3 separate regions of the Mus musculus genome follow, and all the other regions are linked to region 3. A link is a loop called in an ENCODE intact Hi-C map of the cell type or tissue named here. Cell type or tissue: heart. All regions are shown on one strand. Region 1 holds the start of BB218582 (expressed sequence BB218582). Region 2 holds the start of Gm39902 (a long non-coding RNA gene). Region 3 overlaps Gm36036 (a long non-coding RNA gene).

Evidence for each region. Hi-C counts contacts between places; a loop is a spot of excess contacts. Peaks named below come from ENCODE experiments on the same cell type or tissue, not always from the same donor. Only the 100,000 strongest peaks of a DNase experiment are listed, where the experiment ranks them.
Region 1: it touches region 3 in a loop (2.2-fold over the local background); 2 of 42 quality-filtered maps call a loop at or near these places.
Region 2: it touches region 3 in a loop (7-fold over the local background); 33 of 42 quality-filtered maps call a loop at or near these places.

The regions. Positions count from the first base shown.
Region 1 is chr2:106,649,385-106,651,884 of GRCm38, reverse strand. BB218582 (expressed sequence BB218582) reads left to right here and starts at 1,521. Exons shown (of 7, transcript NR_137201.1): 1 at 1,521-1,591. In heart, no CTCF peak of the experiment used is centred here; a DNase peak (open chromatin) is centred at 1,474; H3K4me3 peaks cover 1,658 bases; H3K27ac peaks cover 1,746 bases.
Region 2 is chr2:106,954,125-106,956,624 of GRCm38, reverse strand. It overlaps Gm39902 (a long non-coding RNA gene), which reads right to left and starts at 844. Exons shown (of 2, transcript XR_866636.2): 1 at 538-844. In heart, no CTCF peak of the experiment used is centred here; no DNase peak of the experiment used is centred here; H3K27ac peaks cover 422 bases; H3K27me3 peaks cover 99 bases.
Region 3 is chr2:106,429,919-106,432,418 of GRCm38, reverse strand. It overlaps Gm36036 (a long non-coding RNA gene), which reads right to left. Exons shown (of 4, transcript XR_374852.4): 4 at 2,123-2,500. Among named protein-coding and RNA genes, the nearest start is that of Gm46755, 1.9 kb to the right of the region's middle. In heart, a CTCF peak has its summit at 1,200 (motif pointing left); no DNase peak of the experiment used is centred here; H3K4me3 peaks cover 1,049 bases; H3K27ac peaks cover 1,148 bases.

The DNA.
Region 1 (2,500 bases), 220 kb before region 3:
AATATAAAAACATGATTTATTTATACATTAATTAAATGGTCTTTTACATTCATGACTACCACAGAGAAGAGTCATAGATTTGAAGGAAACCCTTTATTTAAATATGCCTTTCTTGGTGAGTAGGTGGATAAAAAATAAAGAGGAATAAAAAAACAAACCACTAATCTTCCGCAGGGGCTATTTCCATGGAAGTCCACCACCATGCAGGACATGGTACAAAGATATCTCTCAATGTAGATGACAGAGGAGCTGACCTTACACTGGCGGGAGTTGACATTATTTTAAAAGTAACAGAGAATTTGGCTACAGTACAGAGTCATAAAAAACTCTTTTTTTTTTTTTTTTTTGAGAGAGAATTGGATGTGACCAAACTTTCTTAAAAGGTTTATTTAAAAGGTGTGCTGCATACAAGTAGTAAATCCTTCATTTCTACTAAGTGTAGCTGAAGATGACTCTTTAATAAATATCCAACGAGCTCCTGTAAATTTGTTTTCATAGTTCTTGCTGGAGTTGGAAGGAGGTAAATGAGTCATAAACAAAATAAATGTAACAAGGAAGATTACTTAGTTTATAGAAAAATGTAATGAATAAATTAAATTCTAAATTAGTACAGACCTAATGATACAGTGTTTTCCTCCAAGGCTCAGCTGCTTGGAAACATTTTTTTGTCTATTTGAGTTCACGATGTCCTGATGTTGTTTTGGGGGGATAACCAGATTTACAAAAGGAACAGAGGTGAGCCAAGTTTTATGTCTTCGTGGGGATATATACATATATACAAGTCATTAGAATTATGCATAACTATAAACAGTCTTAAAATGATAGATACATAAAAGTTGGCCATTTAATGAATGTATTCGTCCTCCTTAAGATCATGCGTAGGCTTATATCTCACACTACAACAGTCATAAATAATACAGCAAGTAAGTCAGCTTGGTATTAAATGCAGAATTTTGTAATGCCTCTTACACACCCATGTCTCTCAGTCCTATAGTTAAAAATGAAAAAGTCCCATAGTCCCACCCCCCGCCCTCCGCCCCACGGCCCCGCCTCAGTCCCTAGCAGCCCCAAATACATTTAGTTGTTCTGTGGGACCTTTTTTCTTTTCATAAAAAATTATTCTGTCACACACTGTGCCTGTATCTGTCATTTTATCTGAATTGCATGTGAATTATACCTTGAATAGATTTCCCCACACTGGAGAAACGAACGCGTTCGTTCCTCTTCTGAGTATTTTAGACTTGTGTGAGTTCTTCCATATTTTTGTTTTTTGTTTTTGTTTTTTTTTTTTTTTTTTGTGCAAGGCCGCCAGCAAGGAGGCCTGGAGCCTTGAATGCTGACAGCCTCCATTAGCGTTAATGCGGGCCTCTTATCTCCCAGGCTCTCCTGCGCTCCCCCCTCGCTCGCTCTTGTCTGATGGTTCACTGACACCGTTGACAAGGCTGACACCACCAATCAGCTTCGGCTCAGCAAGGTCACTGTTCAGACTTGACTCGTGATTGGCTGCTGCGCTTCAGCGTGTTATTACTGTCTGATTTGATCGGAGGCAGGGGGTGGTCTCCAATCAAACAGAGAAAAGGTCCTGGAGAAGGTAATTAAATCCTGTCAGAGGCAATTATCGGTTCCAGGGCCATGACTCTGGCCCTGAATGCAGATGATCTGAAACTGTATTCTTGTAGAGATTCAAGAGGGCTCCTGGCGTGGTTCAGTTAGGCACAAAAGGAGCGGCAGGCTCTCTGCAAACAATCAGCTTTGTATTTGAACCTTTTCTTCCTTCTTTCCCTCTTTACCCGAAGATTTCTGGTTTTTGTTGATTTAAAAAAAAATCCTTTTCAGACCACTTTCTAATTAATTTAAGAGACAACGTATCGCTTTCTTGTACGTAAATAATGATACGTTTTACCAAAGAACTTCTGCCTCCAAACACAGGCTAGTTCAAACAGGCTTTACCAAGGCAGAGGGAAAGATCCCACGCAACAGCAGTCGGTAGCTTAGACCACATGAGGAGAGACTGTCACATTCCAAGGCGGTGGTGGCTCAGACTTAAGACCCTAGCTTAAAATAAGGGTGTGTGTGTGTGTGTGTGTGTGTGTGTGTGTGTGTGTGTGTGTGAATTCCGCCCTATGACAATCTCGAAGTTTCTTCAAGGTAATCTACTGGTGTTAGCCTGCATCGAGTGGGGATAATTTATTTACTTTTACTTTTTAAATTTATGAGAAGGTTTCTCTCTTACACTAAGATAATCATGAATTCCTAGCTACTGTCAGGTTAATATCAAAAGCAGAAATGTGTGATACCCCACAGCCTCAGCACTATTTAAAAATCAGAAGGTAGTATAGTGTCTCCCTGTTGTCCCCTACAGCCCCACAGGAGGAGGGTAAAGTGAAGTTTAGAATGTAAGGAAAGTGCATCCTCTCAAATATTTAGGGGCCTCCATTTGTAACTGGAGGTCTAGATTATCAGGAGAGAAAAAAGGGATAAGGTGTTTCCATCTGAGAAG
Region 2 (2,500 bases), 520 kb before region 3:
CCCACGTGAGTCTGAGGAAAGGATGTGAGCCTACAGCACAGCAGCGGATCCCCACCCGCCCACCCTCGCAGTGTCTACTTTCACAGTAACAGCTTTTCAGACAGGGAAACCAAGGTCCACGGACTTTGGAGAAGACCAAAGAATCAATAAAAGTGCTGTCCATGTAAGCACAAGGACCTGAATTTGATAGCCAGGGCCCACATTAAATAAGTAAACTATAAAGCCCAGTGTAGTACTGCCCACTTCTAATCCCAGCGCCGAGGAGGAGACAGATGGAGGGTGCTGCCAGCCAGCCCGTTTTGGTGAGTTGCAAGCCAAGTAAGACAGAGAGAGAGAGAGAGAGAGAGAGAGAGAGAGACAGAGACAGAGACAGAGACAGAGACACAGAGAGAGACAGAGAGACAGAGAGACAGAGACAGAGAGAACTTGCCAAGGGCCATCTGGATTACAATTTAAAAAGAAGGCAATCAAACGCGGCTTGTTTTGCTCCACAGCACCACTGTTCAACAACACAGACTGTGTTCTTTCTTCACTCACCCTATATGTGGAAGTTCTTTGTACTTGTTGGAGCTATTTCATTCCGGTGACTTAAGTATTCCCAAGGTAGGATTGCTTCCGGTCAGCCCTGTGCTTCTTTCTCTTCTCGTCATTTATCCACCACCACATAAGTAAGTGGAAAGTTCTGTTTCTCTGCTTTCCCCGAGGACTCACGCCAAAGAATACACGACAGTCATTATTCAGCATGAACTGACCATTTTTTAAATTTTTGTTCTGCTTTAAATCTATCACGGTTGCAGAGTGCTAACCTTTCCAGTAGAGGGCGATGTTTCGTTACAAACCTACACCATTTTGGCAAAGTATGGATTTAGAAAAGTAATTTCTTTTGGAGAGTCAGAATGTCATTTCCTTTAAATGTTTTAGAGGGACCGGTGTTCCTTCTAGATGTTATGTGGAAAAGGAGAAGGGTGCTTTTATTCGCCTACATCATTTCTCCATGAGCTGCTCTTCCAACTAGAAATGCCAAATATTCAACTGAAGCCAGAACCAATTCATTGTTTAAGGAGGAATCCTCTAAAACAGCTCTTCTCAACCTGTAGGTCGTGACCTTGGGTATACCTCTAGCTCCAGAAAATAGTTACATTGCAATTTATAACAGTAGCAAAATTACAGGTATTTTTGAAGTAGCAACAAAAATAATTTTATGACGGGGGGGGGGGGGGGCGGTAGCGGTCACCACAACATGAGGAACTGTATTAAAAGGTTGCAGCATTCAGCATTAGGGAGGCGGACAGCTACTGTCCCAGAGGACAGAGCCTGCACCTCGGCATGGCATCGGATGAGCCTGAATTTGAACACTGCATCTATAACTCTGGGCTTTGACTTCAGACAACTTACTTGGTTTCCAGAGGTCCCAAATGTCTTGCTTGCACAGTGTAACTAGCAATAGCTTCACTGCAGAGACAGCGTGGAGGAGAAATGTGATCCCAAGAGGGAACAAAAGCAGGTACTCAGTAAACTGGAAACTCCTGTTCAGTAGAAATAGAATTTCCAGGTCAAATACAGAACCCTCGGTTAAATGTGAACTTCATTAACTAACAGAATTTTCTCAATTGTGTCAAGCAATTTTTAGATTCACGTACAATGATAAAGCTGAAAAGGTTATGTTTATCTAAAATTCAAGTTACCTGGCTATCAAGTTTCCTAAATTGACAACCTTATACAGAGAACTTATGCACAAAAGTCATATAACTTTTTTTTTTAACCTAGAGACTTCACTCCGAGCATTTTAGAATGCCATTACTTAAGAATTTGGTGTTTCTATGATCTGAGGAAATTAATATAGGTGATATTTTAAAGTTTTGAATATGATGCCATCCTAAGCAAAGTTAAATAGCACTGTCCTTTAAAGTGTGTCTTGGTCACTTCACTGCCCACCACAGTAAACATAATGTTGTTGAGTGAAAACCTTTAAAAGGTGTTAAACTCAGTCAGATTTAGGAGAGAAAAAAAAAAGATCCAGAGATGAACCAGACTGTGGGATCCTGTGGGTACACACACCTCCAGTCTCTTTTCTCTGCCCCAACCCCCAACCCCTGCCCTCCATCCCTGATAAAGAAGTTGACCCCTTCCTTTGAGTAGGAAAAGTGGGTTTGACCAGAAGTGACTGTGGTTTGGGGAAACAAAGAAAATAAAAGGAAGAGTGGTGCTACTCTCTTTTGTTTTCTCTAGCGGATGGGCTGTCTGCCCGCTGCAGCTCACTGCAGTCTTAGGGAGGGCAGTGTCCCCTGCAGCCTGGGCCCTGCTGGGGCAGAAGGGAAAGTGGGTGCCTTTGTGCAGCCAAGACAGGTTCCTTGGAAGTGGGACACAGTGCTTGCTTTCCTTCGTCATGCCGCCTGCTTCCTGGAAGGCAGAAGAGCCTGAGCCGGGAAGGGAAGGCAGCCCTTTCCAAAGGGGCCAGCTATGGTGTTCTTCACCTCTCCCTGTGCTGTTGTAACTTTGG
Region 3 (2,500 bases):
GAGGAAACAGGAGGGATGAGGAAGAAACTTAACCCAACTCAACATCTCCTCATCAGAAACAGCAGGTAATCAGATGGACACTATCTAAACTGCCTTAGCAGAATTCTTGCTAGCATTAGACAGGCCAGAGATGAGCCTAGAAATCCAAATGGAAAAGGCAAGTTTTAAAACCACAGGAAAGCCAGAGGGAGCTAAGGTGGAGAAGAGAGCTTGTATCAGTTTCCTTTAATAGATATGTACCCACCGCGCCAGCTTTATTCTGGGACCACTTCCCTCTTCTCCCAGACTATTTGCATTTCCTGAAACCAGAAACTCTGGAGCTGGAAGAGGACACGGGACGGGACGGGGGTGGGGGGGTGGGGGGGTGGTACAGGGGGTTGTCTGGATGTCTGTAACTGGGGAAACTCTGAAATTGCACACTGGGAAGGGAGACTCCTCCTCCCTCCAGGATGAGACTCTTGACACTGTCATCTGAAAGGATAACTTTTTAAGTTTGGCGGTACAATTCTGTCACAGTGCTCTGGACTAAGATGCACCAGACCCTAGCACTTCCCACACTTTCCAAAAGGCAGTCAAGTTGCGGCTTCTTGCCTCTCCCTCCCTCCCACCCACCGTCTTCTATGTAACGGCACAGATTAAAGGCCCTTGCCAGATACTGACACCTTTCTATTGGACTTCCCTGCCTGCAAACCTGTGAGCCAATAAATCTCCATTCTAATAAATTTCTGATCATTATAAATTACCCAGCCTGTGATATTCTGTTTTAGCAGCACAAAAACAGGCTAAGACAAAGGTCTCCTTGTGTTTCTGAATCTGGCCCGGAATGACGCTCAGTGTCCGTTAAGATTTTAGATGCCCTTTGTGCCACATTTTCTAGTGGTTTATTTCTTCTCATCAGCCACACCAGCAACTGGATCTACCTGACGGGGTGCCACTACACCAGTGTTTCTATCTCGGGATACAATTTAGGAACCGTACTCTATCAGAAAGAGCAGCGGGATTCTATTAGCGCATCTCTTATCTAATACAGCAATGCAGCCACTTCACCAGCAAATTTTCCAGTTCACAAATGCTGAGAGTTTCAACACCATTACAACTATATAGTTCAATGCAATTTAAAACCCATTTTTAAAATCATGTAGTGGGTTGACCGCTAGCATACAGATCTGGCTTTCTGTGTGCTGAGACGCCACCTAGTGGGCTATATGGAGTGCGCAGGGAAAAAAACAACTGATCCTGGCATCTCCTTCCTTGTAACTTAAGGTCCAAGTGACAAAGCTTAGCCAGTAGAATCGCTTTGTTGAAAAGCACATTATTTGTCTGGCATAGGTTCAGCTTGCAGGGGACTGAAATTTGTAATTATCTTTAAATATTATGCCAAGGGAGAGTTAAAAGGACATCAGAAAATTGTGAGTTACAGTGGGTGTCATTGGAAAGAGAAACTGTTTTAGCTTGGTTTTTTTCTAAAGTGATCACGACTTGAAGTAAATAGAAAACCAAGATTTGAGAATTCAAAGCAGATGACAGTTTAAAAAGATATCCTTCAAACCCCTTTGAGTCTTCGGTAAATTAAATGCACATCAATGTGTAGTAAAGGCTGACTTTCCCACACTGTCGTTGGACCCTCCTCCGTAAGCAGAGAACCCACAGAATGAGGCTCACTCATGAGCCGCACTGCAAAGATCAGGCCCTGCGGAAGCAGAGAGAGAGGAACCACCTCAGAATGCTTCGCACTGGCTTTTCTCTGACTCCGTTTTCTGTGGCGGGCATAATAAACCTGAGTGTTGCCGGGCATGGTGGCACATGCCTTTAATCCCAGCACTCGGGAGGCAGAGGCAGGCGGATTTCTGAGTTCGAGGCCAGCCTGGTCTACAAAGTGAGTTCCAGGACAGCCAGGGCTATACAGAGAAACCCTGTCTCGAAAAACAAAACAAAACAACAACAACAACAACAACAAAACCAACCTGAGTGTTTTGTTATACTCTGCTGTGGGGGTGGGGGTGGGCATGCCCCCACTTTCCAGAACTGTCACAGAATTGTAAATAAATGTGGCAAAACAATTTGATTTAGGAATCTTAGTTAGCAAGCATTCTTTCTCTCTCCTCTAAGAGAATATTTTAGTCACATCTGCAATTAGATAGAGAGGTGGTCATTTTCCATGAACGATTCCAATCATTTTCCACAAAGCCATGAAAAACCAACCAACCAAACAAACAAACAAACCAAACTGGGGTCATCTGAAAGTATCTATGTCTACTAAACAGGAAAGTCAGTGCACATCCCAATTCAGCAGGTCCCCCAGGGTTGATTCAGTAGGGCCAGGTGGTAGGGACTGGGCTGAGTCTACAGTTTAATTTAAGGCACTAAATGAACTAGACTCTCAGACACATACCAACTCTCCTGTAGCTTTCTTGGCACCCTTAGTCAGGTATCAGCAAGACTTACAAACTATTTGACAAAAACCCAAGAGCACCATGGCTTCGAGTAACATGGAGTTAAT